Regions from separate parts of the Homo sapiens genome. Here region 1 is linked to region 2. A link is an interaction called in ENCODE POLR2A ChIA-PET data of the cell type or tissue named here. Cell type or tissue: B cell. All regions are shown on one strand. Links, peaks and the distances in the headings refer to the core of each region. The heading gives the core; the rest is flanking DNA. Region 1 has its middle 15 kb from the start of DYSF. Region 2 overlaps ZNF638 (zinc finger protein 638).

Region 1 (12,709 bases), core at 3,165-8,164, 84 kb before region 2:
AGCCATCAGGCAGGTGGCCAAATGACTTCGCCTCAGAAGGGACTGCTCTAGGAGGGGCAGCCAGAGAAGACAGGCCCAGTGTCCCTGGGGGCAGACAGACGGCCACCCACCACTTGGCCTGTTGTGTCCAGCCTGGCAGGACAGTGGATGGAGAAACAAAGCTGAGGATAGAATTCACCAAGCAAAAAAGACATTGAAAGCCTTTGTGGATGTGTACAATTATTTCTTAGTACATGTACAATATATGTTAATAGTAATGATTATAATAAATTTATGTAAAAGTATATGTAATAATTATTATAGTTAACATTTATTGCTTGCCTGGCTGTTTGAAGTGCTTTATATGGACTAACACATAAACTCTCCAGAATGATTCATCCAAAGCAGGTACAAGCTATTGTTATCAACACTTTACAGATAAGGAAACTGACACAGAGTGGTTAAGTAACTTGCCCAAAGCCACATAGCTTGAAAAGTGGCAGACCTGGGATCCCGAGTTCAAGATGCAGGCAGTCCTTCTCTCCCTCTTGTTCGATGCTGTTATCCCACTGGACTGTGACTCAGGCTGCCAGCTAGCCGCTCTTCTGAGCCCCCCGCCCAACTTTCACTTTCTCCTAGACTGGCTAAGCTTGAGATCTACAGTTACATGACCCCCTCCCTGGAAGTCCCGGAGCACCTGCCATACGCACCACAGGTTGCCCACCTCAGTGCCATGTGACCATTGCCCTGGCCTTGGCTTATCAGACCCTAGGCAGCCACCATAGTCCTGTCAGAGCTGTGAGCTTGCCCGGAACGAGAGCACTGCCTGGAGGGAGCGTCCTGCATCAACTGGTGACTGATTGGTCCTATCAGATATAGAGAGGGTGAGGCAGAGAGCAAGGACCCCCTGAGATAAGAAAGCATCTGCAAGACCAGAACATAAGGGCTGAGGATGTCTGTGCTTGGGTGAGCAAGCAGCAGTAAGGACCACGCACGTGATGAGAGGAGTCAAGGTGCAGACCGAGGGGGGCATCAGGGTCTCAGCCAGGCCTGGGTTCAGGTCCTGCCCCTCCACCTTTTCTTGCTTGTCTTTGGTAAATCCAAGCTAAAGCCAGAGGTAGATAGCAGAGTGGTTAAAGCTGGGGATATTGTGGGGGCTCAGGAGCCAGATACTTAGACTCAAATCATAACCCCACTACTTACCAGTGTATAACCTCAGGCAACTTACTTAACCTCTTCATGCCTCAGTTTCCTTATCTGTAGAATGGGAGTGATGACAGTTGCTACCACATATGCTTGCTAAGAGGACTGAGGTGTATATGTCTACATATAAGGACCTGGTACAAATTATAACCGGGTCATGATGTAGCTTCTATTAATGTTCTAGTTAGAACAGTATCTGCCTTAAAATAAGCATGGTGTCAGTTAAATAGATCTCTTTCATAGGACTGTTGGTGGGATTTTCAAGAAACACCACCTGACAATGGTATGCTTTTGTGCTTAGCAAATGTCCATTCCCTCTGTTTGTGAGGAACACGCATTTGAAACCCCAGAATCCTCCATCTTTTGGTCAATTGTTTCACACCATGCTCCTGCAGCCCTGCACTCCCCCTACTCTGACTCAGCTTCTTGCTGGGGACCCCAGGCACCACCCTCCCTGGCTGGCTCAGGTCCGAGTGCCCTGGTGCCCTGGGTGTGGGCAGCATATGGTATGCTCTCCAGAGCACTTTCTTATTCATGCACCAAGGATACTGAGAACAACAGAGGGCACTGATGAGGGGTTGGGGGTGGGGATGCTGTGGCCACTATGTGACCTTGGCCAGGCTCCTTCACTTCTCTGGGCCAATATCCTTATCTTTAAGGGGGGATAATATCTTTGCCCTCTACCTCACAAAGCTTCTGTGAGCTTGCAATGAATGTATACATGCACAAAGGGGCTGTGAAGTGTGGCTACAGGGTATTATAATCATGTAACCAAAGGAGGGGCTTTATGGGACAACAGATAGAGTCTGGGAAGAGCAGACCCAGCCCAGCTGGGGAGGGAAGGCTTCCCAGACTGGTGTTTTGCTTTGAGCTGCATCCCTGAGACCGAAGTCTTCTGTGTAATCATTCACCAAGCTGACCCTGCCAGGGAGAAGGAGAGCGAGCAGGCCTGAATGTCACAGGGAGGCCAAATTTGGACATGGGTTAGGAGCTTGGCTAATGCAGGACGTGAAATGTGGCCAGGGGCTGGGGGAGGGGAGGGACTGCATTCCCCAGGACTGCCTGGCGGTTTCAGTGATGACCAGGGGTGGGGGCTCCAGCCAGTCTCTTCCTAGGCTCAGGGGCTCATGACGGATTGGCACAGAAAATGTACTTCCTTTCCCCAAGGTGAGCTGTGTGCTCTGGGCCCTGGAAAGGGGGAGCCTACCCCGAAGAGCCAGGCAGCAGGCAAAAAGCAGATGGGGGTGGGGAGAGGATTCAGCCAGGGATGTGTAAATGGGAGGATGCAGGATGGGGGGAGCTGCTCCACACACAGGCCCTTGGGGCTGAAATAACAAAAGAAAAGCCACACCAGCAGCACTTCCTGCACTTCTGGGGTTAGAAAGTGCCTGCCATTTATTATTCATTCTTTCCTTTCTCCAACCAGAGGTCTGAGCCTAGCCTGGGTGAGGGACCATGAGGTAGAAGCCTAGTGTATTGAGTGTATGGGGGTGCAGAGGGGGCATGTGGTCAGGGAAGGTGGAAGAAAATCTGGTTCAGGCTGAGTGGAAGCCAGAAACAAAGCCCCTGACAGCAGGGGCTGCTGCAGCTGAGTGTACATTTGGAGCACCAGCCCCCAGGTTCAGGGGCTATAAATGGGGAAGAGGTGCTGGCGTGGGAGGAGGCTGCTTCACCCACAGAGTGCCTGTCCTCCCTCCCCTCCGCCAAGGGGCTATTTACAGTATGAATGGTGCCCCCTGGAGTTGTGCACCAGGAGCCCAGAGCCCTCAGCCAGGCTGCTGAACAGGGCCACTGACCTGGCCTGCCCAGAGCTGAGGATGCGGAGAGGAAGCATGAAAGACTCCCATGTCCTCCCTGCTGGAAACACCTGGATAAAGCTCATTTCCGGAGGCCACGTGGGAAACTGATTGAGAGCAGATCAAAGCAGCACGTTAGGAAAAAAAGCACAGCTGGAGTGCCACAGCCACCCCCTTGGTCCCCACTCTTGGTGTACACTGCTTTCCAGGCCTCAGGACCATTCAGCAACTCCTCCTCAAGCTCTGCTCTGGTCCAACAAATCCAGAAGCCCTGAATCTCATACCCAAGAGAAGGTACTCATGACATGATCCCTTGCTCATGCTGAGCTGGACACAGGCCTGTGCTTTCGGAGCTTTTATTCCTTGGAACATCACAGGTGTCCCACACGCTCCAGGGTGTGCATGTGCCTGGGATCATATGTGCAGATGGTGTCTGTGAACAGGTGTATCCAGGAGCTTGTGAAACTGTGCTGAATGGCCAGAAACCAACTAATGCTATGATTTCTGGAAGTCTGGGATGTAGTTAGAAGTCAGATCTCTGGGGAGAAGGGGAGTGGCAGGTAGTGGAGGCTGAGAGGAAAACCCACAGGCTGGGTGGGAGGTTCACACTCTTTCCCCCTAGTTCTTCTCCCCCAGTATGGTTCCAAGCCCAAAGACCCAGCTGTGTAGATCCTAGCTCTGGCTTGGTCCTGAAGGGTTCCTGGAGAGCAGCCAGGGCCCAGCCCTCAGCTCCTGGAGGAAAAGTCAAGTCATAACTCTATGAAGGCCCTCCTATAGGAGGTCCCAATCTGATAAGGGAGTGGCTTCCCTGCTCAAGGAGGCCTCACTCTGATGATAGAAAGCAGATACGACCCCCGCTCCCTCCACCCACTGGTCCGTTGGGGGCAGGGGTTGGGGGCAGAGAAAGTCTGTAAAGGTTGGTGCTGTGACAGCTGTGCCCAGCTGCTAAATTTCCCCCATCCTGTGCGCAAAGCAAGGGTAGGGTGCCTTCGCCTCCAGTGGCTGCCAGCCTGCCAGGCCAGCCTCTGAGAGAGAGCAAAGGGCCAGGAAAGCAGCCAGGCGCAGATCGGGGCGGGAAGAGAGCTGGGTTATAAATAGGCCTGGGACCAGACCTTCAGGGGAGAAGGAGGAGAGCCCTGCAGTACAGCGCTTCGCCGCCGGCAACGCAGAAAGACCTCTTTTCAGAGATCCCGAAAAGGTGAGAGGAGAGATGCTGGTCCCACCTTCCTGGCCTACCTCAGTACCAACCTGGGCTGAAGCTTCCAGGAGAAGCGCCATTCAGACACCTCTCTCCTTCCAGCCTCAGTTTCCCTCTGAGTCGCCCTCTGCAGACCTGTGTCGTTGCAACACTCAACGTCAGTCTGGCGGGGCCAGAAAGTCTCCTGTCTCTCAGCTCTAGGTGCTCTCCAGGGTTGAGAGCCGCGGCGTCCCCTCCTCTACCCCACCCCGACCCCGGGCGAGGGTGGTCGGCCCCTCCTACCTGCAAACACCGCGGAGCAGTAGGCATCGCTGATGTCGGTGTCGGGTGTGTGGACGTTCTCGGCATAGAGGATGAAGACCCTCAGCATGCTTGGCGCGTGTAGGGCCCCGTGCGCCCAGGGCGCAAAGAGGGCTCGGAAAGGTCGGGAGGGCCGAGGCGCCGCTTGTGGGTCCCCTCGCTGGAGAGGGCTGGCTGGGCGAGGCCGGCTCGAATCTCTGGCTCCTGGCTTAGAGCAGTTGCTCTTAAAGGGGAACGGGCCACCCCCGGCTGCTCCAGTGGGCTAGGCTGGGTCCCCGCCCCGGCTGCGCTCACCCCGCTTGTCAGCCGGCGTTCCGAGAACAGGGGCTTCTGCTCATCTTCCACCCCCGCCGCCCTTCCCGAGCTCCGTCGAGCTGTAATCTAATGCTCCGGCTGCGGAGTCTCCCAATGACACGGCATTTTGCACCTGGCTGGGCGGCGGCCGCGATGGCCGGGGGCTGGACTAGGGCTCCGGGCGCCCGGCGTAGCCCAGATCTCGCTCTTGGACAGGAGAAAGGCTCGGCTCCTCCCCTGAGCTTCTACCCCCTGGCTGAGTGCTGCGCCAAATCGGTTGCCTCCTTCCGCCTCGGGGATTGGAGCAGTCTCTCCAGAACTCAACCCGACCGCCCGGGGTAGGACGGGGGATCCTGGGGAGGCCTCTTTCCCTAAGAGAAGCCTGGAGTTGAGAATTTCATTGACAAGCAAGGCAGCTGCCTTAAAAACTTTGCCCCCTTTTTCTGGCTTTAAAAGCAACACATGCCATTTTAAAACAAAAAGCATAAAGAAAGAAATCTCTGGTTCTGAAAAAATAGTATATTAACATTTGGGTATTTGGCAGCCCAGGCTTTCTCCTCTGAATGTATACACACATGTAAATTGCAGTATTTATTATATATCTGAGTGTAGAATGCAGTCTGTGTCCCACGTTTTCATGTAACATCTTACATCATTAAACAATTATTCATAAACACTATTTTCAATAGCTATATAATTGTCTGTCATATGAATGTACTAGATTCACAAACTTTCTCTTGTTTCACATTTAGGCTCTCCCCAGATTCTACTATAATAGTGAGAAAGGGAGTTTCTTTTTAATAAAAAAGATATAAACTCATCTTAGCCCTCCCCCTCCCCCCACCCAGTTCTTCAGATTAGATTGTAAGGTCACAGGATATGACTTTTTTTTAGGTTCTAGTACCTATTGCTAAACTGCCTTCCTGCAGATAGATCCACACTCCCGGCAGCCTGTTGACTCACCCTCTAAAGAGGGCCAGTTGGATGGGTGTGCAGCTGTCAGCAAAACTCCCACAGCAGCCCCTGGGGGCAGTAGACACACCCAGGGCAGGATGGGCTGGCCGCTGACAGGTGGCTGATTTTTTTCCCCATAGGGAGATACTAGAAGAGAGCAACACTCCCCAAAAAAAGGTCTGTAATTTCAAGATTAGGGTAGCAAACATTTCCTGTGGTCACTTAGGGTCCTTCTGTAGTGGTCTATGCCTTCTTTTCTTTGCCTTTAGCACAACGTATGGTGGGGGGTGGGGAGAGGAAGAGGAAGAGGAAGGGGGGAGCTGAAATGCAATCATTCATTTAATGGGAGTGTGTCAAGTCCTAAAATAAGTCAGGCACTGTCCTGGGTGGGGACACAGTGGTGGGCACAAGTGACACAGTCTGTGTTATGGGCTGAATTAGGTCCTCTCGAAATTTCTATGTGAAAGGCAACTTCCAGTACCTTGGAATGTGATTCTACTTAGAGATAGCACCTTTAAAGAGGTGAACAAGTTAAAGTGAGGTCATTAGGGTCATCCAATCTGACCAGTGCCCTTATAAAAAGAGGAAATTTAGATACAGACAAACCAGGGATGCATGCACGCAGAGAAAAGGCCATGTGAAGGGCACAGGGAAAAGGCGGCCATCTGCAAGCCAAGAAGAGAGGCCTCAGAAGAAACCAAGCCTGCTGACTACACCTTGATCTTGGACTTCCAGCCTCCAGAAGTGTGAGAAATAAATTTTTGTTATTTAAGCCCCCCAGTCTGCAGTATTTTGCTATGACAGCCCTAGCAAACAAGTAGAGTCCCTAACCTCAAAGAGCTTCCACTTCAGTGAGGGAAACTGACACTTATGGAATAATCACGTCAGTCACATACCATTACAAATATGTAAGTGCCATAAAAGACAGAAAATGTGGGAGTGTGAGAACAGAGAGCAGGGAGTCCTCATCGCGTGCCCAGGACAGTAAGAGCTATTTGAGATGAGATCTGAAGGTCAGCTAGGAGTTCACTGGGCAGGACTGAGGTGGGGGCAAGGAAGAGAGTATTCCAGAGAGAAAGAAGGAAGCGCTCTGTCAAGGCCATGGGAGGAGAGGAGTGTAGATTAAGGGGTTGTGGAATGGGGCAGGCAGGCTGGAGGGCACCATGCAGGGCCTGGGGGAAGCTGCCTGAGGCCTGCTAAGTCCAGAGGAGTGGCAGGATCTGATTTACTTCTCAAAAGCTCCCTTGGGCTGCCTTTGGAGAATACAGTGCAAGGGATCAGAGTGGAAGTGAAGAGTTAAAAGCTACAGCAGAGGGTCAGAGTGAGAGTTGATGGTGACTTGGACCAAGGTTGTGAAAAGGGGGATGGCGCAAAGTAAGGCAAAGCTAGGAGGAAGAAAGGAAATTCTGCAAGAGCAGATGAAGCAATCAAGTTTCCCATTACAGAACTTGGCCATTATGTGTTGCTGGAGAAAACAGTTTTGGCTCGGATGTAGCAACTGATTGATTGACTCAGTCATTCATTCATTTACCAACATTTATTGGTACCTTGTCTGTGGCAAGCATTTTTCAGATTCAAATTTTACAGAAAGATAGCAAGGAGGGAGTAAAATTTAATTGCTTTGGGAAGAAGGGCAGGAGGCCCTGTTGATGTAGGGAAAGCCCAAATTATGGTCTATTTTTAAAGAAGTACAGTTTGGCTCTATTCAGATGTATAAAGTAACATGAACCTGCTCTGTGGCAGAGCTAAAATTGGACCTAAGAAGCAGCTAGCTGCTTGCAAATATGGTGTGGCTACAGTGATTTGAAAAGAGCCAGTTTGGCTGGGTGCAGTGGCTCACGCCTGTAATCCCAGCACTTTGGGAGGCCGAGACGGGTGGATCACAAGGTCAGGAGATCGAGACCATCCTGGCTAACATGGTGAAACCCCATGGTGGCGGGCGCCTGTAGTCCCAGCTACTCGGGAGGCTGAGCCAGGAGAATGGTGTGAACCTGGGAGGTGGAGCTTGCAGTGAGCCAAGATCATGCCACTGCACTCCAGCCTGGGCGACAGAGCAAGACTCCATCTCAGGAAAAAAAAAAAAAAAAAAGAAAAGAGCCAGTTTTCTGTATAGGTTAAACACCTTCCTCACAACTTCACTACTTTATTCATACAGAAGGCTGTCTTCAAACTTTTTCTGCACAGCCCAGTCTGTGCAGAAATAAACCTCTAGTGAGCATGTCTGCCCCCAAATTGTAGGACATGTTTGGGGTATCTTCTCTATTTAAAAGAATCACTTTCTCTGAGACTACCCAACCTGAATCAATCACATTCTCTCTCCCAAAAACGTGGAATTGGGACTGAGAGAAGCTAGCTTCTGTGTGGCTGGAGCTGAGATGAATAAAATGGGAGGCTCAGAAGGGGCCCCGCACATGAAGTGGAGAAAGTTTCGCAGTCAGAGAAAAAGAGATCACGTGTAGGGGGTGAGGTGGGGAAAACAAGATCCAGAAAGAGACCCTTCTGGTTGTTGTTCCTGGCTCTCATTCCTTGAGTCTCCCTGCCTGTGAGTGCTGAGATAGTCCTTGTGGTGGATATTTGCCATTTTTGGCTTCCAGCTTTTAATCTCCCTCTTCCTAAAACATCCTTTTCCCACCCCTCTTGGTGGGCAGAAGTGCCTGCCTTTTTTCTGGAAGCTTTAGAGATAGGGCCTCCCACTCTGTGTCACTGGGCAGTGTGGCCTAGGCTCAGACAGTTGGATGCTCTCTCCCAAGACTTGAAACAAGTTCTTGAGCTTCAGGAAGTCAGACATGGCAGCTGCCGTGTGACAGCAAATGACCAGGTAGGGCGCCTGCTGTGCGAGTCCTGTCCATAACCAAAGCCAAGTTCTCCAACCTCCCTCCATTCTGTTAGCCCCCAAAGCTCTTCTGAAATCCTCTCTTGCTTCAGATATCCAGGCTTGGCTGCTGTAGCTAGCAGCCAGGGATCCAGACCAACATGCCCAGTGTCTTTATAGTGAGTCGCTGCACATTTTACTTAGGTTAACTTGAAATGCAATTCTTTTTATTTTTAATTTTTTTAGAGACAGTCTCCCTCTGTCACCCAGGCTGGAGTGCGGTGGCAAAATAGCTCACTGCAACATCCAACTCCTGAGCATGAAGCACAGTTCTGTTTCTTGCTATAAAAGAACAAGTTCTTGTGGCCCTGATGACACTTTGATCTTGAATTTCTGGCCTCCAAAACTGTGAGAATAAATTTGTTGTTTTTAAGCCACCATGGTTGTGACAATTGGTTAGAGCAGCCACAGGAAACGAGTACACCAAGGCTTTGTCAACACAACCAACCACTGTTAAAGAGGGGTGGTTTTCAGGCCACTTTTACTACTTTACTGTTTCAGGACAGAAACGAAAGGGAGGGAGGTGGCTCTCCAATTTCACTGAGAAACTAAGGGACAAGTTTGATACTATTTTCCAACAGAAAATAGAAAAACAACAACAACAGGTTTTTCGCCAAAGAGGTAATGTGAACACACTACATTATTTCTATGTTCTCTGTCTTCTGTAAAAACCACAGATCTTTGCAAAGCTTGCTAAGGACCATAGACCCTGGTAACAGCCTGGTCATTTCATCTGCTTCCCCTAAGAAGAAAAACTAATGGTAGTGTCAGAGAGTTTCAATTTCCCAAGAATCTACCATAATAAACAGTAAACACTCAATAAATAGAAACTATTTTTTGTTCAGGCATGGCTGCTGATACAATGGAAAGGAGTGAGCTCAGCATGAAGGTGCAGGGGCTTCTGAAAGCCCTCACTCCTCTTGAGCAGGGAGTGAAGAGCGGCCTATCTGCTGAGCTGCAAGAGCGCAGCTCTGGGACTAATGTGAACAGGTCAGTCTGTGTGCACAGTCCTCCTTTTGGATTTAGTCCAGAGGGTGAGGAGTCTCTAGACAGCACGAAGGAAAGCCTCCACACACAGCGATTGTTAGAAGAGCCACTCTTTCTTCTTGAGCTGGACATTCATCTCCTGCTCTCGGACATCACAGCTGAGCTCCTGGTGGGCCCCCCCCACCTCCATTCCCAACGTGTGGTCTTTTCTGATTCTCCAATATGAAGATGGCATATTGTAGGACTTCTTGGCTTCCATAATAGCATGAGTCAAATCTCGTAACAGATATTTATTTACTGTTTCTACTCCATTTTACTCTCTCTCTACACACACACCTCCTATTGGTTGTTTCTCTGGAGAACCCTGAGTAATACACACATAGAAGGCCTCTGAGAAGTGAGGGAGATCCAAACCAGGGTGATAAGAGTGAGGAACAGAACAGGAGTTCGACTTCTTTCCAAAGTGGGGTTATCTCATCTTCTGGAAGAGGCCACAACATCCCAGGATGCAGCAATCCTAGCAAATGTGAGGAAACCTGTTATAGGCCCCAGCAGTGAGAAGAGTCAGGTGCTGCTGATGGCTGGTTCCCGAGTAGGGTGCAAAATGAAGGCACAGGCAGAGCTGATGCAGGCAAAAGGAGCAGGTTTGGGTGTCCCTATTGCATGTCTCAGGGCAGAGAGGGGCCAGAAAGCTTTCTGAAGCTCATACACCAAAGGACTCCTGTTGATTCATGGGAAGATATCACCAGAAAAGGCCTAAAGAACATCTTTAGGAGTTAAGAGGGCAACAAATGTCTCACTTTGTTTCCCCCTTGGCTGATGGCCAGGACTTTGGAAAAGGGGCACCAAGAGAAGTGAATATTTGACTTATGTGTTTTGCTGTTGTTGTTGTTTTTTTACAGAGACAGTGTTTTGCCACGTTGCCCAGGCTGGTCTTGAACTCCTGGGTTCAAGCAATCCTGCCTCAGCCTCTCAAGTGCTGGGATTACAGATGTGAGCCACTGTGACTGGCCTAGTGTTTCTTAAAGTACTATCAATCTAAACATCTCCTGCATCAGAATCTTCTTGTAAAAAATGGAGACATCTGGGTCCCCCTCCACTCCCAGACCTACTCAATCAAAATCTCTGGGAATGGCCCAGGAATCTGGCTTTTAAAAGTTCTCTTATTTTTATGCAGACCAAAAACCAGGAACCACTGACTTAGGTTGTGTCAAAGAACAGACTTTGGCTCTTTGGATCATAACCTAAAATGCCAGATTAATACACTCTTGAATTTGGATGGAGTACATTTCACAATGATTGAGAAGACTGTCTGAAAACTGGCTTTAAGTGAAAAAAGGGGGACTCGGGAGGCAGGGGGAAGACAGTGGGAAAGATAATATTCAGCTAAGAACTGTAAGACCAGTAGGACAAGACAAGAACAATGACAGTAGTGTAAAAGGATGACGCTAGAGTCAGACTACCTGGATTCACATCTTAGCTTTCTTTACCTACTAGCCGTATGGCCTTGGGCAAGTGATCTTACCTTCGCGGCTTGGTTTCTTTATCTGTAATATGAGAACTATAGAAATACCTGCCTCATAAAAGAAATGCTTTACATACATTATGGTGCTAAATATTAGCTAATATTACTATTATTGGAATGTGTGACTAGTATTTCATAGGATTAAAACTTTAGAAATGAAGCCACAAATAATGTTTATGATCTCTGATATCTATAAAATGTTGGAATCATTTGAGGTTTGAACAACAGAGGTATTGAAATGGTGAAAGATACTTCTTGTTCAAAGAAGAGTTACTACCAGGGAGAAGAGAGTTCTGCAGATCAAGAAGACATATGCCTGCATGGAAATCCTTACCAAGACTCATGCAAGATAGGCTCTAGTTGAGGATGAAAGGAGAGATAATCTGAAGAGTATGATCAATGGAGGTGCATGGGCAAGCCGAGGTGGTGAGAGACTTCCACTCTCTGGACACTTGGGGAAGTTACATTAGCTCAAAGATATGCATCTGGTAATGTCGACTTATTTTAGGGACAATTCCATCTCTAAGAAGATGAATTGAGAGAAGGGATCTCTTAGAACCTAATCCTGACCAACAAGGAAGAACTTGTTGGAGAAGCAGATGCAGCAGGAAACCTGGGGATAATCATCTTTGGGATGAATGCTGCCAGAGCCATGTAAAGTTTTCAAGGCTCAAATCCTGCCACTTTGGTGGGGCTCTGTCTTTCCACAACATGCCCTATTAACCAGGCTCCCCAGAACTCAGGGAACCCACTTAATTCCTTGACATTAGCAAATCCCTGGCCTTCCTAAGAGCTTTCTTTTTATAGGGCCAGCTGAGGAACACTTCTTGAGGTTCTTCATTATTCCACTTGAGAAAAACAGAACTGAGCTTTATAAAGGTCCTGCTGAGACTACCGGATAAAGCAGGGTACAGTCTTTCATACTCAGCCAGTCGTTCACAGTAGCCGTGCTCCTTTGCCCAATCATTACCCAGTCGTCTGATCCAGAAATCAGATCCTACTGACATCCCTGACATTTAAGAATACCTTCCCCTCCAGTGTGATCCCCTTCAAGCCTATAGCCTAGGCTCTGAGGTCAATCTTTACCCATATTCAACCCTCCTCAGTAGTTTTAGGGTGGGTACTTGTCAGAGCATCCTGAGTTTGTGTCATCCAGCATATAATGGAGGGGAACGAGATTAAAAACAACAATCACCACACAAGGCTGCTGTAGTCTCCACTTCTGTAGCTGGTGGCAAGGCCTATGTCGGGAATCTGAGTTAAATCTTTCCACTTATGTTTCTCTCACCCTCTGCCAGCATGAAGGCTAGGCAGACTGGAGTCCTTGGTGGGATTATCTTTACTGGATTGTCAGTTTTCCATTGACCAGGACTATAGGGCAGGAGAGACCTAAGGGGCGCTCCCATGAATTTCCTGGGTTCTGAACAGTTCTTCTTGTCCCCACTGTGTAGCAGCAATTCAATTTCCCCCTGGTAAACAGATCATTCCCATTAGGCACAGTGATCCTTTTCCTATTGGTTTATTGGCATGAGGAACTCCGAAAGGTGAGAGGGCAGTCTCAGCTCCCAGTTCATTAGAGTCACGTTCTTATTTCCTGGTAT
Region 2 (12,709 bases), core at 3,741-8,740:
GCGAGGTTCCTGAAGATATTATGGAGCTGTTGCACGAGCACTGGACCACCTACATGCAGATTTCTGTTATGAGATAAATATACCTCTTATTTGTTAACAATCCACTAGTGAGGTTTTATTAGTTGAAACTGAATGAAATCCTAAATGATAAAATTGTTAATAACTAAGGCCACACGATTTAATTTATTATCCAAACCAGGACAATGGGAATAAATGGATGGCATGTAGCAGGTATAAACTAGGATGATAGGTTACTCTAGTAGTAACTAACTAGAAAACATATGAGAACTAAAAAATAAAGATCCTCTCTAATAGCTATATGTAAAAATAAGTAAAATAATAAATTTAACCACCACAAAATGTTCAAGAACTTTATGGAAAAAAAAATAAAACTTGCTAAAGGGCATAAAAGGAAATCTAAATGGACAAACCATGTTCTTTGTTTGTTTAAGACAAAGCCTGGCTCTGTTGCCCAGGCTGGGGTGCCATGGTGCTATCTCAGCTCAGTGCTACCTCTCCATCGTGTGGGCTCAAGCAATCCTCCTGCCTCAGCCTCCTCCTGAGTAGCTGGGACTACATGCATGCACCACCGCACCCAGCTAATTTTTGTATTTTTAGTAGAGACAGGGTTTCATCGTATTGCCCCACGCTGGTCTCAAACTCCTGAGCTCAAGTTATCTGCCCACCTCAGCCTCTCAAAATGCTAGGATAACAGGCAAGAGCCACCAGCCAACGAACTATGTTTTTTGATAGAAAGACTTAGTGTTGTAAAAATACTATCACGAATTCAACACAGTATTAATTAAATTCCAGTAAGTTTTTTTTAAGAGAACTTAAACTGATTCTAAAACTAATGTGCAGGAGTAAATGTTCAAGATTAAACAAAATGAATTTAAATAAAGAGGAAAAACATTAACCAAAATGAATAAACAAAGAAAAATAACTCTACAAGAAAGACAGGGAAATATTAGGAAGCTATAGTAATTGTTGTAACAGAAACCACATAGTATTGCCACAACAGAAGAGTATGAAACACATCTATGTATACAGAATTTATACACATAAAAGAAGCTTTTCAAATCAACAAGGATAAATTAGGCATAAATAGTGTTGAGGCTAACTGGCTCCCATTTTGGAAATAATACTGATTCCAATCCTATATTATGCTGCAAATAATAGATTAAGGAATAAAACCTTTTAGGCACTAGCACAGGCAAGTTCTTAAAAAGACAAAAGAAAAAAAAGCAGGCCAGAAACAGTGGCTCATGCCTGTAATCCCAACACTTCGGGAGGCCGAGGCAGGAGAATCACCTGAGCCCAGGAGTGTGAGATCACCTTGGGCAACAAAGTGAAACCTCATATCTACAAAAAATAAATTAAAACTTAGCTATGCGCGGTGGCTTGCACCTGTAGTCCCAGGTACTCAGGAGGCTGAGGTGGGAGGATTACTTGAGCCTGGGAGGCGGAGGTGGCAATGAGCCGAAATTGTGCCACCGCATTCCAGCCTGGGTGATAGAGTGAGACCTTGTCTCAAAAAGAGGGGAACATGTCCTCAGAACCTCCTGAGGCTGTGTCACAGGCATAAAAATAATAAAGAAAAAAATGCAGAAGCCATAGAATACCAATAAATTTGAGTACATAAAAACATCAAACTTGGCCGGGCGAGGTGGCTCACGCCTGTAATCCCAGCACTTTCAGAGGCCGAGGCGGACGGATCACGAGGTCAGGAGATCAAGACCATCCTGGCTAACATGGTGAAACCCCATCTCTGTTAGTGGCGAGCACCTGTAGTCCCAGGTACTCAGGAGGCTGAGGCAGGAGAATGACGTGAACCCGGGAGGTGGAGCTTGCAGTGAGGCGAGATGGTGCCACTGCACTCCAGCCTGGGCGACAGAGAGAGGCTCCGCCAAAAAAAAAAAAAAAAAAAAAAAAAAATTCAAACTTGATATATGTATGCATAACACAAGCAACAGACTGTAAGAAAAGACTTCTTACATACAATGCAAAATTAGTGTCTAGAATGCACAATATTCATGCACCTTCAAATGAATATTTTTAAAAAGACAACAATAATAAAATAGGAAAAGATACAGACAACTCACTTAAACAGTTAATAGATATAGCTAACAATTATATAAAAAGATGAAGTTAATGAATAATCAAAAAGATGCAAATTAAAACTAGATATCATTTTCTATATAACGAATTTTTAAAGCTGAAGAAATTAAGATGTTGTTGGTAATACTCTCATAAATTACCAGGGAGTAAATTATAACAGTTATTTAGTGAGCAATCTTATATTATCCATTACTGTGCATCCTATAAACCAACCATTCCATTGGGTAGGTATCACCTAAAAAACCACTATCATAAATGTCAAAAGATGGCCTGTGAAGGTACACAAGGTGTTAACTAAAGTTCTGTTTCTAGAAACAACCTAAATATCAATCAGTAAGGAATTGGTAATACATCTGTGGTATATTCATACAGAGAAACACTATAGAGAAGTTACAAAGAATGAGGAATGCACTAACATGGTTAGACTACCAAATCAAATTATTGAGAAATGTGTGTTATAGAACCTCTATAAAGTAGCCATTCCACAGCTAGTAGAAAAATTAAATTACTAGAACACATAGCTGGGTGGAGCAAAATGGTAGAATAGAACCCTACACTGTTCATCCCATCCCCAGCAGGAACACCAAATTTTAACGACTATCTGCACACAGAAAAGCATCATCACAAGAACCAAATATCAAGTGAGCATTCATACTACCTGGTTTTGACTTTGTATCACTGAAAGAGGCATTGACGAGGGTAGCAGAGACAGCCTTAAATCCCTGACAGCACACCTCCCTAATCTGGCCCCACAACATGGACAGAGTCTGTGCACTTTAGGAAGGGACAGCGCAGTAACTAGGGGACTTTACATTGAACTCAGTGCTGCTCTGTCACAGTGGACAGCAAAGCCATGCTGTACTCAGCCAGCACCCATGCACTGAAGGAGCCTTTGGACCAGACCTAGCCAAAGAGGACTCATCCATCCCGGCAATAAGAATCTGAATTTCTTGGCAAGTCTCACTACCATGGGCTAAAGTGCTCCAGGGTGCTAGGTAAACCTGAAAGGTAGTCTAGGACACAAGGACAACAACTCCTAGGCAACTCTTAGGGCTGGGGCTGGGATTAGAGCTAGTGGGCTGGGATGGCATGTAACCTAGGGAGGTACCAGCTGGGAAAACTGGATATCCATATGCATTAATGAACCTGAACCCTATCTCTCACCATATACAAAAATCAAATAAAAATAGATTAAAGACTTTTATCTAAGATCTCTAACTATGAAACTACTACAAGAAAACACTGGAGGAACTCTCTCTCCAGGACATCAGTCTGGGCAAATATTTCTTCAGTAATACCCCACAAACACAGGCAAATGCTGTACAAAAATGAACAAATGGGACCACTTCAAGTTAAAAAGCTTCTGCAGAGCAAAGGAAACAACAGACAACCCACAAAATGAGAGAAAATAATTGCAAACTATCCATCTGACAAGGGATTAATAACCAGAATATATAAGGAACTCAAGCCACTTTACAGGAAAAAAATCTGACAAGGGATTAATAACCAGAATATATAAGGAACTCAAGCCACTTTACAGGAAAAAAAAAAACTAATACTCTGATAAAAAAAAAATGGGCAAAAGATCTGAAGAAACATTTCTCAAAAGACAACACATAAATGGCAAAAAGGCACACGAAAAGGTACTCAACATCACTGATCATCACAGAAATGCAAATCAAAACTACAATGAGATACCATCTTACCCCGGTTAAAATGGCTTTTATCCAAAAGACAGGCAAAAACAAATGCTGGCCAGGATGTGGAGAAAAGGGAACCCTCAGTATATTGTTGGTGGGAACGTAAATTAGTACGATCACTATGGAGAACATTTTGAAGGGTCCTAAGAAACTAAAAATAGGATCAACCATACAATCCAGCAATCCCACTGCTGGGTATATATACCCAAAAGAAAAGAAATCAGTATATTGAAGAGGTATCTGTACTCCCATGTTTCTTGCAGCACTGTTCACATTAGCTAAGATCTGGAAGCAAACTAAGTGTCCATCAACACATGAATAGATAAAGAAAATGTGGTACATAACACAATGGAGTACTCTTCAGCCATAAAAATGAATGAGATTCAGTTATTTAAAATAACATGGATGAAACTGGAAGTCATTATATTAAGTGAAATAAGCCAGGCACAGAAAGACAAAGATCACATGTTCCCACTTATTTGTGGTATCTAAAAAATCCCACAATTTGTGGGCTCTAAAACAACTGAACTCATGGAGACAGAAAGTCGAAGGATGGTTATGAGGCTGGGAAGGGTAACAGGGGGTAGAGGAGGGGATAATTAATGGGTACCAAAAAAAAACAGAATGAGTAAGACCCAGTATTAGCTAGCGCAACAGAGTGACTATAGTAAAAAATAATTTAATGTTACATTTTTAAACAATTATAAGAGTATAACTGGATTATTTGATACACAAAGAATAAATGTTGGAGGGGACAGATATCCCATTTTCCATAATGTGATTATTACACACTGCATGCCTGCATCTAAACATCTCATGTACCTCATAAATATATATACCTACTATGTACCCACAAAAATTAAAAATACAATAATTTTTTTTAAGATATAAAAATATTTTCTCAACACCCTATTTTAAAAAACACACACATACACAAAGAAAACCTTACAGGTGAGATATACATATAGCTTTTTACTTAACAGAAAGCTCATCCTTAAAGGGTAATTTAAAGTAATTCTATAGATATTATCTACGATCATATGAACTGAAGCACAGAAATGATCTAGAAAAATTAAAGTTACAAAACTTGATACTTCTAAGGAAGTAAAGGCCCAAAGAATGTACACTATACGATTTTGTTTATGTAAAGTTGAAAACAGGCAAAACTCAACTATGGCATTAGAAATCAAGTTAGTGTTTACTTGTGAGAAGAAGGGAGGGTGTAAGAATTGGGAAGAAGCAAGCAAGGGACTTCCAGATACTGTCAAATGTTCTCTTTTGTGACCTAGGTACCAGATTCACAGATGTTTGCTATTTTTGTGTTATATATGGCAAGTATTTTCTCCTAGTCGTCGTTATTTAATACTGTATATAGCACCATACATGTATGAGGAAGTTTTAATTTCAACATACTTGAATTAATGCACATATAATGTGTTGAGCTAACATTTATGTTTCTATGCCTATTTCTATATGTGTGCCATACTTAAACAAAAAAGTTAAACTAAAACAACAGTGATAAAACATTTAAGACCTAAATCCAGATTACCTGTGCTTTTTTCTTTCCTGGAACACATATTTTCACACTTTTTCCTTTTATCGTAAGAGGTGTTGTTTCAATGTACTTCATAATTGCAGTAATTGCCTCTTTAAATTCCATTTCTAGGTAAGCCTAAAATGAAATTTATTCCATCTTTAGTCACAAATCTATCTTTAAAAGTTCCTGCATTTTAAAATGGGCTTAATCCTTTCTTTTGTAACATCAAACTATGAAACTACCTCAAGTCATGGTTGCTTTTGCCTGTTTTTATTTTGGTCAAGTATAATTTGATTAAGGATGTTTCACACATTAAATGGACATTTAACCTTACATAATTTCTATACCACTACCAAGATAAAAAAAAATCCAGGCAGGCTCATGGAAGAAGAGGAAATGAGAAGGCAGGGCTCACTGAACAACAGGAGGGAAGGGAAGATATGGTCCAGCTTGTGGTAGGTCTGACATTTTAAAGGCTTCTTGCAACAAAGACAACACTATCACTATGTTCCCTGTCCTGACTCACAAACTTTTTAAAAAAATTAAGACAGAGGTCTTGCTATGTTGCCCAGGCTGGTCTTGAACTCCTGGCCTCAAGCGATCCTCCAGCCTTGGCCTCCCAAAGTACTGGGATTACAGACTTCAGCCACCACACCCAGCCTTAACTCACAAAACTTTTTTTTTTTTTTTTTTTTGAGACGGAGCCTTACTCTGTTGCCCAGGCTAGAGTGCAGCGGCGCCATCTCTAGTCACTGCAACCTCTGCCTCCCGGGTTCAAGAGATTCTCCTGCCTCAACCTCCCACGTAGGTGGGATTACAGATGTCTGGCTAATTTTTGTATTCTTAGTAGACACGGGGTTTCACCATGTTGGTCGGGCTGGTCTCAAACTCCTGATCTCAGGCGATCCACCTGCCTCAGCCTCCCAAAGTGCTGCGATTACAGGCACAAGCCAACACGCCCAGCCTTAACTAACTATTTTATGTTGTGCTTATGTGAAGAACTGTTCACAGTTCTTAACTTTATCATGTGAGTTATAGGAATATAACCCACAGAAAATACTTAACCATACAAAGGAAATAATTTGTTTTAGTATTATCTAACTGGTGTTCTAAAGTAATGACTGGCAAACTATGGCATACTACCTATTTTTGTAAATAGTTTTTTGGACACAGCCATGCTTGCGCATTTACATATTACTTATAGCTGTTTTTGTACTAGAATGCCAGAGCACAGTAGTTGAGATCCTACAGATGGCTTATAAAACCAAAAATATTTAGCTGGCCCTTTACAGAAAAAGTGGGCAAACACTTATTTTAAAGGATATAAAACATTATTTTGCGGCCTTGCTTATTCACATCCAGACATTTATATAACTCTCAAAGAACAATTATATATGCAGTACAAGCAGCTAAGGAACACAACAGCAATTTATAGAATCATTAAAGCAATCACTTTGTATGAATTTTTGCCACAGACTAAATGACTCACCTCTTTTCTATATGGAACAATTAGGACATCATTCACTTTCCCAAATGGTTGAAATAATTTTCTCACATCTTCTTCAGTACAACCATCCTCTGGTAATTCAGTTATAAGAAGAACCGAACCATAATGCAATGACTGTTCTTTCCGAAGCTATTTTTGGAGTGAAAGAAAATTTAAAATAAACCAAATTAAGCTACAATGTACAGTAATAATTTCCTATATAATTTCTTCTACCACTAATATTAGTACACTAAAGGGTCTTTTCCATATTTTTTACCCATTTTTCTTTTTCCTTCACCACCTCCTTTACGCATTTTTAAATCACGATTTTAACACTTTAATAAGATTTTAAATGCAAAAGTGGTAAGAAATGTTATTTATATTTTTTAACCCAGAAATGGTTTACAGGTGCTCTTTTCTGTTGATAGCATCTTATAGCAAATAAGATCTATGGAATGTTCCAAGGCCATTAGAGAGAATTTTTCTATGAAACTACATGGCCCACCAACAAGTAAAGCTGAAATTACAGCTTTGCTTACCCCCTCTGTTCTAATAATTGGAAATGATCTCTAGACAGGTATAATATTTTTAAAAATTCATATATAATGCATACCATTTGAATACACTGTAGTATCAACTTTACCGCTTACGTTAAAAATTACAGCCAGGCATGGTGGCTCATGCCTGTATCCCACTGCTTTGGGAGGCCAAGGCAGAAAGATCGCTTGAGGCCAGGAGTTTAAGACCAGGATGGGCAACATACTAAGACTCTATATTTTTAAAAAAAAAAAAAGGCCAGGCCTGGTGGCTCACGCCTGTAATCCCAGCACTTTGGGAGACCAAGGTGGATAGATCACAAGGTCAGGTGTTCGAGACCAGCCTGACCAACACGGTGAAACCCCGTCTCTGCTAAAAATAAAAAAAATTAGCCAGGCGTGGTGGCACACGCCTATAATCCCAGCTGCTCAGGAGGCTAAGGCAGGAGGCAGGAGAATCACTTGAACCTGGGAGGCGGAGGTTGTGTGAGCCAAGATCACGCCACTGCACTCCAGCCTGGGTGACAGAGCGAGACTCTGATTCAAAAAAAAAAAAAAAAAAAATTAAAACACCCAGCTGGGTGTGTTGGCGCATACCTGTAGTCTTCTACCTGGGAGCCTGAGGCAGGAGGATACTTGAGCTCAGGAACTTGAGGCTGCAGTGAGCTATGACTGTGCCACTACACTCCAGCCTGGGTGAGAAAGCGAGACCCCCATTTCTCTTATTTTTTACTAAATAAGAAAACTTAAAAAAAAAAAAGTTCCACTGCCACCACCTAGAAGTCTTGAAACAAAATGAAAAGAACTTCATATTATGAGACTAACTCAGCCTCTTCAAAATTTTCCCTATACTCAAAAATTTCTTCCCAATGCTCTTCAAAATTCTGTTAATTACTGGTTGATTATCAGAAGTTTATCCTTCTAAATGTAAGTTCTTTGGGGCAGGGAACAGCACTTACTGAAAGTCTTTCATGTATTTAAATACTGTTGAGAGCAATGCATTCCATACCTAAATACTTGAAGACTTATTAATATTAAAATATACAAAATATTTGATATTGGGCCTATTAGGATTTTCTCTGAAGATAGTCTCTTGATGTTTTAATATATTAATAGTGATTTAATAAACACATACAATAAAACAATACCTTAGTATCGTAACCAGTAGGTTACAGTCAAAATAACACTAATAAATCAGTACCAAAGTATAAATTTTACACTGTACAACAGAGTATTTGACTTCTGAACTGTACCACAAAAAGTATAGAACAGATGAATAATGATCAATTCTCAGGAGAGGCTCACTCTTATACCTTACTAAAAAAGATTACAAAAGCTCAATAATGCTGCTGGTGATTATTCATTTTCCCAATTAGAGAGCAAAACTCATCACAGTGATCTGCTTGTGAAGCTAGCCAAAAATGCCAAACCATCAAAATGTTCTTTTGACACATCAAATACCAAACCACTGGAATTCCTAAGCTACGAGATTTTGAACCTTGGACTTTTATTATACTCACAAGAAAAACCAGTAAAATATTCCATACTAAAATCATGTAACAAAACTCATAATTTCAAAGTTATTGGAAACACGGAATAAAAAAGTTAAGACAACTTCATTTTTTTTTTTTTCTTGAGACAGGGTCTTCCTTCTGTAGTTCAGGCTGGAGTGCAGTGGTGTGACCTCAGCTCACTGCAACCTCTGCCTCCCGGGCTCAAGTGATCCTTCCACCTGAGCCTCCCAAGGCCTCCCAAGTAGCTGGGACTACTGGCACCCGCCGCTACCCCCAGCTCATTTTTATATTTTTTGTAGAGAGGGAGTTCCACCACGTAGCTCTGGCTGGCCTCAAATTCTTAAGCTCGAGCGATCCACCCCGCTTGGCCTCCCAAAGTGCTGGGATTCAGGCATAAGCCACCATGCCTGGCAACAACTTTGTTTTCTGTTTGTCATAGCAAATGTACGCATATTTGCACTAACAAAGAATTACGAAGCCAGGCATAGTGGCTCATGCACTTAGGGAAGCTGACGTGGAAGGACTGCCTGAACCTAGTAGTTCGAGACCAGCCTGAGCAACATGGCAAGACCCCATCTCTACAAAAATTAAAAAATTAGCCAGGCATGGTGGCACACGCCTGTGGTGCCAGCTACTTGGGAAGATGAGGCAGGAGGATCACTTGAGCCCAGGAGATCGAGGCTGCAGTGAGCCATGCTTGTTGCACCACTGCAGTCCAGCGAGGATGACAGAGTGAAACCTTATCTCTAAAAATAATTATTAATTAAAGAATTACCTTTCGCTGGAGAGAAACAGCTTTATCAGACACCTGTTTACATTCTGACAAAGTGTCATCTTCAAGATTCTTTGATTTACAACGAATAGAATGTCCTCCTAGATTTGAATCACTCTTTGTAGCGCTTGTAGGTTTAACTGATGGTTTTGTTCCACTGCTAGTTTTAGGCTTTTGTGCTGGTGAATGTCCCTTATCAGCAGCTTCAAGATGCTTCTGTTTATTAAATTCTGTCCCATGCCCAGATCGTTGTACTACATCTTCTAATGCTTTTTTTCTATCTAGTAAAAAGATATAAATATAATTTCAATTGGAAAAAAATTAAGGTAGGAGCCATCTCATGACATAATCACATAGTGCTATTCTCAAGCTAAACAGGGAGCACACAGACAATACAAAAATCTAGATTTTATGCACTCAGAAGGCTTTTACATGAAGTTCCTTTATTCCCTTATACCAGTGATCCTCAAACTTTTGGTTTTGAGATTGCTTTACACTTATTGAAGACTACAAAGATTTGTGTTATATTTACTGATATTTACCATATTAGAAATTAAATTGTAAAAATATTTATCAATTCATATGTTAGGTTGGTGCAAAAGTAACTGCAGTTTTTGCCACTGAAAGTAATGGCAAAAAAAGTAAATTCCCATATTAACATAAATATTTTTATAAAAACCAACTGTAATTCCCAAAACAAAATTAGTGAAATGTGTAGCACTATAGTACCTTCTTCCACACATTTTAATGTTGAGCTTAAAAGAAGAACCTAAATTCTTATATCTGCTTCTGGATAAAGAAAATCCAGCCTCATGGAGGCATGTAATTAGAAAAGAGATCTCATAGAACTCTTAAAAGATCTTGAGGACCCCAATCGATCCTTGGGCCATACTTTAAGAAGGAATGCCTTATATAATTAAAGGTATCTCCATTTGAATTCAGCATTTTAGACTATACTAGACACAATAAGACCTGTGCAAAGTACTATTTTTGAATTTTTCAGGCTAGTCAAGTGAAACAGTGGGAGTGTCAAAGTACTTCTCAGATATTAACTATGGTTTCTTTCATTGTAGAAGAAGGTGTGTGTTTGTGTATGTGGGCATGCATGTGTGAGCTAGTTCTGAAAGGGTCATAAAATCAACATTAAGTCACAGGTTAAAAAAAATAATCTCAAAAACATTTTAAATTAATCCATGGAATTCTATAATCAATTATTAAAGCAAACTAAGACATTTTTACCATCCTTGGTTTTTAAATATGATGTTGATGGACACATACATTCACACACATTTCTTTGCCAAGTTACCAGAGGGAATAACTCTGTGGCATGTGGGTCAGATTTCATTTATCAACTCTAAAATTTAATAAAGTAGAACATTTCTCAAAATCCAAAAAGAAAGACATTTAAAAATTTAGTCAAAATAAGTACATTCACTATTTCATGGCCATCAGTGTACCTGATGATCTCACTGATCTCCTTGACATCCTCTCAGGGCTAACTGATCGAAAGCATTTTGGACTACCTCTAAATGGATTTCTAATTCGATATGGTGAACGGGATCTGGATCTGGATCTGTATCTAGAAATGAAACGATGGCAAATTCTTGGACTTCGACTTCTCGGCCTATACATGTAATGCATTGGGCTTCGAGACCGACGGAATCTGTGACTTGAGCTTGATCTTCTAGAACGCCTAGGACTGGGGGAATGAGAACGTCTTCGTGGAGTTTCATTTTCTTTTCTATTGCCCTCATTTCTACAAGCAGGGGGGCGGAAAAGAAAGTGATCAGCAATTTAATGTAAATTTAAATGATAATAAATGACAGAAGTACCTTGTTAAAAACAGACTGTTAACAATACCAAACTCTCATAAAAGATATGTACTTAAAACAAAAATCTGTTTGTTATGATGTAATTCAGCCTTATACGTAAATAAGAAACAATCAGAACAGTTTATCAGCCCTCCAATTGCTTGGATGTCTGTTTTCTAGTTTACAGAAGAATACGATAATGAATTTCTCTGGTTTTTCCTGTACCAACATTATTCCAATTATGTTTTTAAAGTATTAAATTATGTAAAGAATTTAGGAAATGATTTACGTAAACAGATGTTTTCAATAATTTTTTCCTGAAAGATTATGCCATCTATAAATATGACTTTGATTTCTCTATGTGTGTGTACGTGTGTGTACACACATAACCTGAGGAGAATCCCCTAGGGGATACAGAACTTAATAATATCACTCCTAGCATTCAAGGCATTTACAAGAGAAGATGTCATAAACATAAAATAATAATGTCAGAATAAAGTATTTTCAGAACAGGCTAAAGAAAGTAGATCAGGGGAGGGGCTGTGTCACCTTTAAGCTGGAATAAGTTAAAGATTCATAGAGGTTTTTGCATTTGCCTGTTGTTTAAATGGCAGAAGTAGAACTCAAAAGAATCACTTTCTTAAAATTAACTGTTTACTTTTAAAAGACAATCAGGTTTTAATAATATTACTATTTTTAAAAATTACCTTCTCGATGGGAGGATCTCAGGATTCCAATCAGGATACCTATTTTGAAAATAAACAATATTAACTAACAGCTAAAATCAGACTGTAAGGCTCAATTAATCTTTACCTGTAATATATCAAAAGGACTTTTCACAACTTTTATTGGAAATAAAATATTTTGAGAGTTTAATTCAATAAATAATCAAAGTATTATGCTAATAGGTGTATCAGGGAAACACACTCCCCATACTTTAAAGGCCTAAACTTTCATTTAAGTAAACCGGCCAGCATATGCACAGAAGTGTTAAGAGGTACAAGATACGAGCTTAGGTTAAGGGTTAAAAGAGAGAAGACAGTTCATCTACTTTACAGAACTCTAGGGAACACCACTCCTATCATATTCCATATGGCAACTCACAGAATACAACATGAATGGTGCCCCTTAACTTGCCCCAAGTAGTCCTCATAAAGATATGTCCACTGAGAGGAATCAGGAGAGAACTCATAGAAAGGGTTGCTTTTCAAGTAGCCCTTACAAAGATCTATTAA

What was found. Peaks named below come from ENCODE experiments on the same cell type or tissue, not always from the same donor. Only the 100,000 strongest peaks of a DNase experiment are listed, where the experiment ranks them.
Region 1: POLR2A ChIA-PET joins it to region 2 with 7 read pairs; 3 of 35 experiments call an interaction of 5 or more read pairs at or near these places.

Annotation. Positions count from the first base shown.
Region 1 is chr2:71,445,836-71,458,544 of GRCh38, reverse strand. It overlaps a transcript of DYSF not described here. Among named protein-coding and RNA genes, the nearest start is that of DYSF, 15 kb to the left of the region's middle. RefSeq lists enhancers at 3,428-4,276, 4,277-5,126 and a silencer at 7,437-7,623. In B cell, for the core only: no CTCF peak of the experiment used is centred there; DNase peaks (open chromatin) are centred at 4,784 and 5,764; H3K4me3 peaks cover 1,121 bases; H3K27me3 peaks cover 3,019 bases.
Region 2 is chr2:71,362,664-71,375,372 of GRCh38, reverse strand. ZNF638 (zinc finger protein 638) reads right to left here. Exons shown (of 28, transcript NM_014497.5): 4 at 12,182-12,220; 5 at 11,121-11,419; 6 at 9,667-9,944; 7 at 6,845-6,991; 8 at 5,368-5,490. Among named protein-coding and RNA genes, the nearest start is that of ZNF638, 37 kb to the right of the region's middle. In B cell, for the core only: no CTCF peak of the experiment used is centred there; no DNase peak of the experiment used is centred there.